Linked DNA regions of Homo sapiens: region 2 is linked to region 1. The links are chromatin contacts, found by Hi-C in ENCODE. All regions are on one chromosome and are shown on one strand. Each heading gives the region's core, a stretch centred on a gene start or an enhancer-like site at or near the end of the contact. The rest is flanking DNA. Distances are from core to core; before and after follow the strand shown.

The links. Hi-C counts contacts between places; a loop is a spot of excess contacts on that map. Pooled maps may share reads with other maps.
Region 2: a map of CD8-positive, alpha-beta T cell shows a loop between it and region 1 (14-fold over the local background). The contact joins the promoter of AGBL3 here to the promoter of CHCHD3 in region 1. A Hi-C loop is called at or near these places in 2 of 168 maps with a recorded cell type or tissue (CD8-positive, alpha-beta T cell and naive thymus-derived CD4-positive, alpha-beta T cell) and 9 of 50 pooled maps.

Annotation. Positions count from the first base shown.
Region 1 is chr7:133,079,676-133,084,964 of GRCh38, reverse strand. It overlaps CHCHD3 (coiled-coil-helix-coiled-coil-helix domain containing 3), which reads left to right and starts at 2,875. Exons shown (of 8, transcript NM_017812.4): 1 at 2,875-3,108. The coding sequence starts at 3,028. It also overlaps the pseudogene RNU6-92P. RefSeq lists enhancers at 2,593-2,702, 2,913-3,092, 2,508-3,142.
Region 2 is chr7:134,984,871-134,989,650 of GRCh38, reverse strand. AGBL3 (AGBL carboxypeptidase 3) reads right to left here and starts at 3,143. Exons shown (of 17, transcript NM_178563.4): 1 at 2,950-3,143; 2 at 1,655-1,776; 3 at 341-401. The coding sequence starts at 1,717. RefSeq lists enhancers at 2,452-2,711, 2,792-2,931, 2,942-3,241.

The sequences.
Region 1 (5,289 bases), core at 1,626-4,125:
GGGGCTGCAGTGAGTCGTGATTGGGCCACTGCATTCTAGCCTAGGCAACAAAGCAAGACCCTCTCTCTCTCAAAAAAAAAAAAAGAAAAAAGAAGGAAACTTGAGAACAAGTACAAAGTAGCACGTAGTCTCATAACTGCAAAGTAACATAGTACAATTTTAAAAGAATATAATGATGAGATGTAATCAACACTCTGCTACTGACCAGGGATATAGAGATTAAAAAGACATAGTTTCTGCTCTAAAGATTCATACAGTAAGGTTGGGAGCGGTGGCTCACGCCTATAATCCCAGCACTTTGGGAGGCTGAGGTGGGAGGATCATGAGGTCAGGAGATGGAGACCATCCTGGCCAACATGGTGAAACCCCATCTCTACTAAAAATACAAAAAAATTAGCTGGGTGTGGTGACACGCACCTGTAGTCCCAGCTACTCCGGAGGCTGAGGCAGGAGAATTGCTTGAACCTGGGAGGCGGAGGTTGCAGTGAGCCAAGATTGCGCCACTGAACTCCAGCCTGGCGACAGAGCGAGACTCTGTCTCAGAAAAATAAAAGATACATACAGTAATAGATCAGCACATAATTGGATTCATACAGTAATAGATCAGCACATAATTGAAGCTCAAAAATGCGACTGCATTGTAGATGCCTTTGGCATAAGAGAATGCCATGGTGTGTTGTGGCCTGCTGCTTTTAATGTTGAGAGGGATTAATTGAAGAATAGTACCATCATTAACCTAATTTCTATTGAGAATCATCTGCCTCTGTAAAACTAAGGTCATATGGCTAAACTTATGTGTAACAGTGTGTTTAGCAAAAAAGAAATATGTAGATGAATAACCTAATAACTATGTACTGGTCTCGTAGAGGTGAAATGTTGAACTATTAATAGGAACTTTCCACAATAGATCATCTCAACTTTTCTGATGTAGTTTTAATTCCTCCACTAATTTATGCCATCTTTGGCAATCACTTAACTTTTCTCTGCCTAACCCTATTATGGCCTAACTTATGTAACTGAACTAGTAGTAGAAGGAGACACAAAAGTGGAAAGTAAATTCTCTACATACTTGGTGCAAATAATTTATTCTATGAAGAAATGTATTTTCTCATAGACAGGTTTGAAAACCATAGTACTTAAAATTTTACTTTACAAAAAGAAAAAAATACAGATACTAGTTCATGAGACAAGAGACATGGACCAAACACACGTTTACGTTTTTTATTTTTTTATTTTATGGCTACTACTAAAATGCCACCATTCATGTACTGCATAACAGTGTTTCAGTCAAAGAAGAACCTCATTTCTGGCAGTGGAATCATAAGATTATAATGGAGCTGGAAAATTCCTGTCTCCTAGTATTTACTATACTATGCTTTTTATCTTTAGGTTAAAGTGCATTCTTTCTACCTATATAAAAAAGTTAACTGTAAAACAGCCTCAGGCAGGTCCTTCAGGAGGTGTTACAGAAGGTGCTGTTATCATAGGAGATAGCTCCATACGTGTTATTGCCTCTGAAGACCTTTCAGTGGGACAAGATGTGAAGGTGGAAGACAGTGATATTGATGATCCTGACCCCGTGTAGGTCTAGGCTAATGTGTGTGTGTTTGTCTTAATTTTTAACAAAAATGTTTAAAAAGTAAAAAGTAAATAATTTCAAAAATAGAAAAAGCTTATAGACTAAGTATATAAAGAAAGAAATATTTTTGTACAGCTATATAGTGTGTTTGTGTTTTAAGCTAAGTGTTATTAAAGAGTCAAAAAGTCACAAAAAAAGAAGTTTATAAGTTTAAAAAGTTACAGTAAGCTAAGGTCAATTTATTCTTGAAGAATGAAAATATATGAAAATAAATTTAGTGTTGCCTAAGTGCACAGTGTTGATAAAAGGTACAGTACTGCATAGTTGCGTCCCAGGCCTTCACATTCAACTCCCCACTCACTCACTGACTCACTCAGGGCAACTTCCAGTCCTGTAAGCTCCATTCATGGTAAGTGCCCTATAGAAGCATACCATTTTTTATCTTTGATTTTTTTTTTAATGGAATGCTTCAGAAATTCATGTGTCAACCTTGCTCAGGGGCTGTGCTAATCTCTGTATTGTTCAAATTGTCCTAGATGTGTTGCCAAAGCAATCACTTTTACACTGTTTTTGCTGTAGCTTTTCTATGTTTACATATATTTGTACACACAAATACCACTGTGTTACAATTGCCTACAGTATTTAGTACAGTGACATGCTGTACATCTTTGCAGCCTGGGAGCAATAGGTTACACCAAGTAGCCCAGGTGTGTAGTAGGCTACACCATCTGGGTTTGTGTAAGTACACTCTATGATGTTTGCACAACCACAGATATCACAGGGTCACCTAACGAGGCATTTCTCAGAAGTAGTCTTCATTAAGCTACCCTACGACTGTAATGAAACGCTAAGTTTTGAGCCAGGAATTTGTGTATAGAACACTAGGAATGGCTTCATTAGTATCATGCATCTTTTTCATTAAACTGTGAGTCCCTTTGAGAGAAAGATTGTGTCTCTGAACTTAGTGGCCTAAATTTCTAGAATTATGTCTTCAAAAAGTTGCCCAGTTAGGCGTCTCTGGGGAGTCAAAACCACAACTCCCAGAATGCCGTGCTCCCTTAGCGCGCTCAGGCGCGGGGAGAGAATGTCCCATCACCCACCGCGCCAGATCGAGACCACAGTTCCCACTACACCCAGGGACTCCGCGGAAAGCTATCAAACACCACCTGTTGCCATAGCATCCGGGTCGGGTGAACCAATCCGGGCGCCCTCGCCGAACAGAGGCGGGCAGTTCGCATCGCCGACCAACCTGAGGCGTTTTTGTTGTGGCGCGTGACCGGAGGAGGCGGGAGCTCAGGACCGGCGCCTTCTCCTTGCTTCTGGGGGTCGTGGCCTTGCTCCCGCTGTGCGGGAAAAGAATCCAGGCCCTTCCACGCGCGTGTGGGTGCGGGGGCCCCGAAGTGCTCGTGGTTCCCCGCTAGGTCTCCGCTGGGGCAGGAACCGGAATCATGGGTGGGACCACCAGCACCCGCCGGGTCACCTTCGAGGCGGACGAGAATGAGAACATCACCGTGGTGAAGGGCATCCGGGTGAGTGCCCGTGGACGGGCGGAGGGCCAGTGGTTGGACTCGGACCCCAAGGCCCCATCTTCTCCGGACCCGCTCAGCCTGGGTTTCTCCCGTCCTGGACCCTAGCGTATTAAGGCCAGAAGCCCAGGTGTCTGGGAAGAAGCCTAGAGTTTCAAGACGTGGGACATTCATTCAGAGATAGTTCCTGGTTGTGCCAAGTGCTAGGCACTGCTGGGGCGGGCGGGGAATGCCAGGTTGAATTATACCCTGCAAGGGCTCACAGTCTACTCGTAACTGTACTGCTCCCTTGTTGCAGGACCGTATTTGAAACCCATACCTCGGTGTACTTGTCTGTGAAATGGTTTTCCTGGGTTCAGGACCCAAACCCTGCTTTTCCACTGTGCACACCCTGTCTCCCAGGGTGAATTGGCATTTTAAGGATTGCCTTTGCTTTGTGTCATTTAGTGCTCTCCCTCTGATAACACCCCCTCCTCCCACCCACTCCCCACACCCTGTCATCCTCCCTCCCAGCCCCACAGTCTTTTCTGACCTGCCTGGGGCGGCTTCTGGCTTCTCCCTGCTTCACTTTCACTTGATATCTCCTCTTTCCCAGGCGCCTCCTCTGTGACCTGCTGCGCCGAAGTTTTGGATTAGGCCCAGTTGCTTCAGGACTAGTGTCTGCCAGTCTGATAGGGGCTGAGATGGGTTTGCAGTTTTTCATACCAGTAGAAGTAATGTAGTCATTTCTGACCAACGTTGTAGAGCACTTTTTTTTTAATGCCCTTTGCATGCACCTGATACATAAACTGAAAACCTGGTTTTTCTCTAGGGTGTCAGTATACCAGCACTAACTTCATTAACACACTCTCCGCTGCGCCTGAATTTGGAGCCTCACATTTTTGGACGTATGATGCCTGAACCTAGTAAATAAAGCAATTTTGACTTCAGAAAGTTTTATAATAATTTATATATTTTTTTCTGTTATCAACCAGCGTAAATAAATTACATTTGTAAATTATTTTTAACAGTTGTTACCAGGAAATAAAACTTCTTAAATATTTAAAATGTTTAAAAACTTTTTCTTCTGAAACTGTTACCTTGAGAATAATTTATTAAACTTTTCTTCATAGAAACTCAGACTGTCGAACTCAGTTTTTGGTCTGTGACCAGTATTTCTTTATATCATGCTAATTAATGGTAGTACTACATTTTGTAATAAAATATCTGAGGCTGTATTCTTTGAGTTATTGTGTTTCAGTTAGTACTCTTTGGAGTAAAAAATTACTGTAAACTTTAAGTTTTATGCAGAGATTTTAAGACTCTTGCCATTAGGCTTTCAGTACGCAACTCAGAGTGAAAAATAATTAAAAGACAAAGCAAAATAAGTTTTGAGTGAGAAGACATTGGTTAGAAAAAAATGTATAAATCCATATTCTCGTGCTTTAGTACAGACACAGTGCTAACAGCAAACAAAATCGAAAGAGAATGTGGCCACAGCACAGAGATTCATATCAAGTATTAGATAAGGTTGGATGGAATAACTGTGACAGCAGGGATAGGTATTCTATTAAAATGGAAAAATTGTCTAAAAAACCTTTTTAAGATTTTTGTTTTTTAAAAAGAAATGTCCTTTGGTCATATAACTTGACAGCATTCCTCATTTTTTTCCTTTCTTATATAGTACATTTTACCTGTATTGCTAACAGTTCAAGCATGATCATTTTTACCTCTATGCTTTTCTTCAGAATATACCCTTCACCTGGAATGCCCTTGCGCTGGTCTCCATTGCTTCAAATCCTCCTTTTACATGAATGTTTTGCAATCTCTCTGAGCTTCAGTTTTCCCATCTGCAAAATAATGCAACTGAGTACATCCCTCAGATCTCTAATATTTTCCAGTCCTGAAATCCTGTGAGTCTGGTGGCACTGTAAGTTTCTTGTAGCCATACTTAGCCCATTGCAGTTTCCTCTAGAAGTGACATCCATTGAAGTATTGAGTACACAGAGGTCATTCTGATTTCTTTGAGCTCATGATCAAAAGAGTATCAACTTGAAATTAAACAGACCTCAGTTTAAATCTCAGGTTAGATATTTATTACTTAACCTGATTGCCTGTGTGATTTTTGTCTGGGTCTTTTGTAGATGTTTTTCAGTTGATCTTAGTATTTTTCTTGGCTTGAATTAAGCAGACATCAGTTTAAAT
Region 2 (4,780 bases), core at 1,894-4,393, 1.9 Mb before region 1:
TTAGACAATGTACTTCGTTTAAATGAAGATGTACTTCTAACATAATCTGTCCGTTATAACTTGAGTCATACAGTCAATACATTTAAACAAATGACAAGGTAAATCCTTATGTTAAATATAAGATAATCACCACTTTCATTTATTATTTTCTAATATAAAATAGGCTTACCTAAAACAAACCTGAAAAGTTTGAACTCTGCAAGTAGATACAGTTCTCTTTCACAATCTACTAGAATAATCATTCCCTATATTATTCAATCTGACTTTTTAGTTTCCTCATCTTCTTTTTTATCCATTCAAAGTTTTATGCTAAACAAAAACTATATGAATAGGTTCAAACCTGTTAAAAGTGCACACCGATGAAGATCTTCACTTACAAATTTCATGAACATATCCTCATCCTAAAATAAGAATTTAAAAATATTTCTCTTTTAAAAACCAACAGTTTTCAAATCCAGAATTTTTTTACATCTATTTTAGTACTTGGGATTGAGTATATGTCTTTAACCTTTAATAAACGAGAAAATTAAAGGATTATTATCAGCTACTGGTCTCAATGCACCCAACACTTCAAATATCCTGAAACCTTAAAGTTTGCATCTTTCATTCCTCCTCTTCCACTGGGTGTGGTCATAATAATGACTTTATGGAAGGAATAAAGTTTAAAGATTCTTGATAAACCCGGGAAAACTATTTAAATTAAGAATAAAATTGGCCGGGCGTGGCGGCTCATGCCTGTAATCCCAGCACTTTGGGAGGCCAAGGCGGGTGGATCACCTGAGGTCAGAAGTTTGAGACCAGCCTGGCTAACATGGTGAAACCCCGTTTCTACTAAAAATACAAAAAAAATTAGCCAGGCATGGTGGCACATGCCTGTAATCCCAGCTACTCGGGTGGCTGAGGCAGAATCGTTTGAACCCAGGAGGCAGAGGTTGCAGTGAGCCGAGATCGCGCCATTGCACTCCAGCTTGAGCAACAAGAGCGATCTCAAACTCTGGCTCAAGAAAAAAAAAAAAATTAAATTAACAAAAAGAAAAACACAGAAAGCCATAAATCCTTTAAATAGCTAAAGTAAGCTTTAAGAGCTTATTTCGGGACATTAGTTTACATACATAATTTATACTTTAATAAAATTTGAAGGAAATCTCGCAGCCTATGTAGTAGAAAAAGACTAAAGAATTTTAAATACTACGTTTTTCCCCCTTTTTCTTCTTCCATGTCTCTTCCTTTATGACATCAGAGCCACAATAAACTGTTATGGTGATACACAATAAGGTTAGAACACGGTGGTTCTACTATGATTCATACTACGATGTAACACAATCCAATCAGCACATAGAAGAAAATAAGTGGACATCAATCCTAAAACTAAAACCCTACTAATAATTTCATATACAAATTTTAATAAAACCTAGAAGAATCTTAGCTAAAATATTTTCTCAAAAAAAATACAAATATAGTTTCTCTTTCTAGACAGGGCATAGTGTTCCCAGTGATAGCTTAGCTTTTTCAGCCAAATTATTTCCCAACTTCAATGACAATAATTTAAACATCCAATTGATTTTTATATCCAATTGATTTTATAATATTTTAATTGGGGATTTATATAATACAAATTTTATCTCCAAGTAAAATAAAGTTGAGAAAAACATACCGATTCATCTTCATCACTGATTGTTCTGTCTGAATAGTCTTCCTTTTCTGAATCTTCTGACATCTTTTCCAGTGTTTGACTTGAGATTTCTTGTAATATACGGGTAGGCTGTAAAACAATTTCTAAGGAAATTATATGACAGCTTTTCTTTTCAAGCTGTAGGTGTTTACTACATTAAATGAGTACTCAAAAATATATTCAATTGTATTTAACAGTCACAACAGTCTTCTCTAAAAACTAATTAGAATACAACTAATAAAACCTTCAATTTCAAAGAGTTAAAGGAATTTTCCATGACTATACGAGACAACAACCACAATAAGACAAATCAAGCAAATCATTTAATTAAAAGGAATTTCCAGAGTATACAGCCAAATCATTCACATTTTATATTTACAATTAAATACTACACAGCAAGTTCAGAATGATCCTGAGGCATTAAAAGATAATGAATTTAAAAATTATAGTCACTTACTGAAATGTAGCAATATAATTTTAAGTTTTCTCCTTGATTTTCACTTGACCAAAAGTTCAAGTGACAAGACTTTACATTTTGATTATTATTCTGTAGATACTGTCTGTTCTAATATTCATTTATATTATTCTTATTCTTAGAAATCTAAATAGCTACCAGAAGGTTGTATTGGTAATGACCATTACCATTCTATGCAAGTATCTTCCCATGTGGGTAATATCAAGACCAGGGAATAATCGAAATTTCTTGTCAAGTTCCCATCGTTCTTGAGAGACCAAAGGACTCGACAATTTCAAATCTATTAGTTTACGCCCCTCTCTACAGGAAGCGTGTTTTGGAGCGTGGACTACATATAAGTTAAGTCCAAGCTCTATGGCAAATCACTGCCAATGCCACGGAACCGACTGTCTCATAGATGACACCTTCAGTCCTAAGAAACTGAAGTTTCTGCCTGGGCATCACAACTCCACATTTGGAAAATCCGACTGGCCTAAATTCCATTCCTTACAGGTGCACACAGGGCGCACGAAGTGCTGACCTGCTGCGGATACAGCTCTGGTCTCAGGAAACGGCCCTTATCCACCGGCGCTCCGCGGGTGTCTTCCACCACTGCGGAGGAGGGGCAGATGCGGGCGCGTCCACGCTTAGCCGCGTCCCGACAGTACCAAGGCGTTTTTGGCGGGAAGCACGATGAGGCCACAACTCCGGGCGGCCGAGTTCCTTCCCGCACTCACTCCTGGACACCTTGGTGTGGGGAGGCGCTCATTTTCCGGGGCGCGCTCGCTTCCCGCAGGGGGCGCCCCGCCTTACTTCTGCATACCTCACCGTCCTGTCGGGGCCGGCACCTCGCTCCCACGCGAGTCCTCTGGCCAGGCCAGTCGTCGCTTCCGTGCGGGGAGAATATCTCGGGATCTCGCGATCTCGCGGAGAACCCGGTATCCAGCCGCTAGAAGTAACGCCACTGCTGGAGATCCGCAGCCCCAGCCACACTCCCAACTCTCGTCATCAGGCAACGGGTCCGCCCTCGCGAGACTTCGGACAGCCTTCGGAGATCACCTAGCAACCAGCTCGGAGGAAAGGAGCCTGCGTAGGTTTTGGCTCCAGGAAGAGGGATCCCAGAGGATGCCGGGAACTCGGGGTGGGCCGCAGGGCGGTCAGAGAGGCTCTCAGAGAGGCTTTGGGGTCTGTCGGGAGAATTTAGGAGTGGGGAAGACCGGGCAGCTATTTATTCCCAGTGGTCTGCACTTCGGCTGTTGCCTCAGAGGAGGCAGTAGAGCATGCTGGTTAGGACTGTGCTTTGGAGCCCACCTGACTTTTAACAGTGTGACATTGAACAAATTAATTACCTGGACTTCATGGGTACAATACTTGTAACTACTACTTGGAGATGTTAGAATATTAAAAAGTACGTTGGTCTTGATTTTTTACAGACTGAGTTCCATTCTACACAATTGTGCGATTAATTCGCTTATTCGATTCTGGAAAATGAGGCTTTTCTCCTTAAATACTAAATGGAGAGTCATAGATGAACTAGGGTGAATTCTCAAAATTATCAGCTCAGAGATTCTTTATAGCAATCGTCAGCTAGCATATTTAACACTGTTTTCCTGATGACTGCAAATCACTATATGTAGTCTCATTTAGTTAACAGACGTTATTCATGAACATCCCATATTGATTTTTTCCCTCATCTTTAGCTCTACAGGGTAAGGTAATCTATTTGGAAAAGTTTTCCAAGTACAGCTGAAAAAAAGTCTAGATTTTGATGATATAAGAATGTAAATAAACACTTTTCACAAAGCGTTATATGTCATGAGATTCGTGATATTGTAGAAATGGAGATAATAAATGGTAGCAAGTTTGAAAGTAGAATAAAGGGCAAAGCACTATGGCTTAAGCATGGAAATGGGTTAACATAATCTCTTTGTATTTTGTAAGTATCTGAAAATAGGTGTTTTTGAGGTCAGCAGTTTAAAAGTATGAACCTTCCAGATTAGACCTTGGCCAGAGAATATTAATAGAGTATATCTTAGATCAACCTCTTGAAAAGTAGCTCTTATAGTTGAAGCTTGTTTTATGCCATACATAAATCACTAAAGGTGACATGCACAGAGAAATCTTTATTTATGTAATCTGTTTTTCTGTTGGATTTTAGTCATGGCTGCAAGCCATAGGATGTCAGCTGTACAAGGTAAAACTGAGAAATGGTCTAACCAGGTTATATAAGAAATTAATGGCAGGGCTGAGAGACTTAAGTCTCGTGATTTTTAGTCCAAATAGTTATATTATCACATACCAAGTAGTCCATGGGAAGAAAAATGATCTTAATGCATAATTTTAAAAACTTAGGATTTTTTTTTTTTTTTTGAGACAGAATCTCACTTGCTCTGTCGCCCAGGCTGGAGTGCTGTGGTGCAATCTCAGCTCACTGCAACCTCTGCCTTTGGGGTTCAGGTGATTCTCATGCATCCTGACTAGCTGGGACTACAGGCACGTGCCACCACTAATTTTTGTATTTTTTAGTAGAGACGTGGTGTCACCATGTTGGCCAGTGTGGTCTCAAACTCCTGGTGTCAAGTGATCCGTCTACCTCAGCCTCCCAAAGTACTGGGATTACAGGTGTGAGTCACCGTGCCTGGCCAAAAACTTAG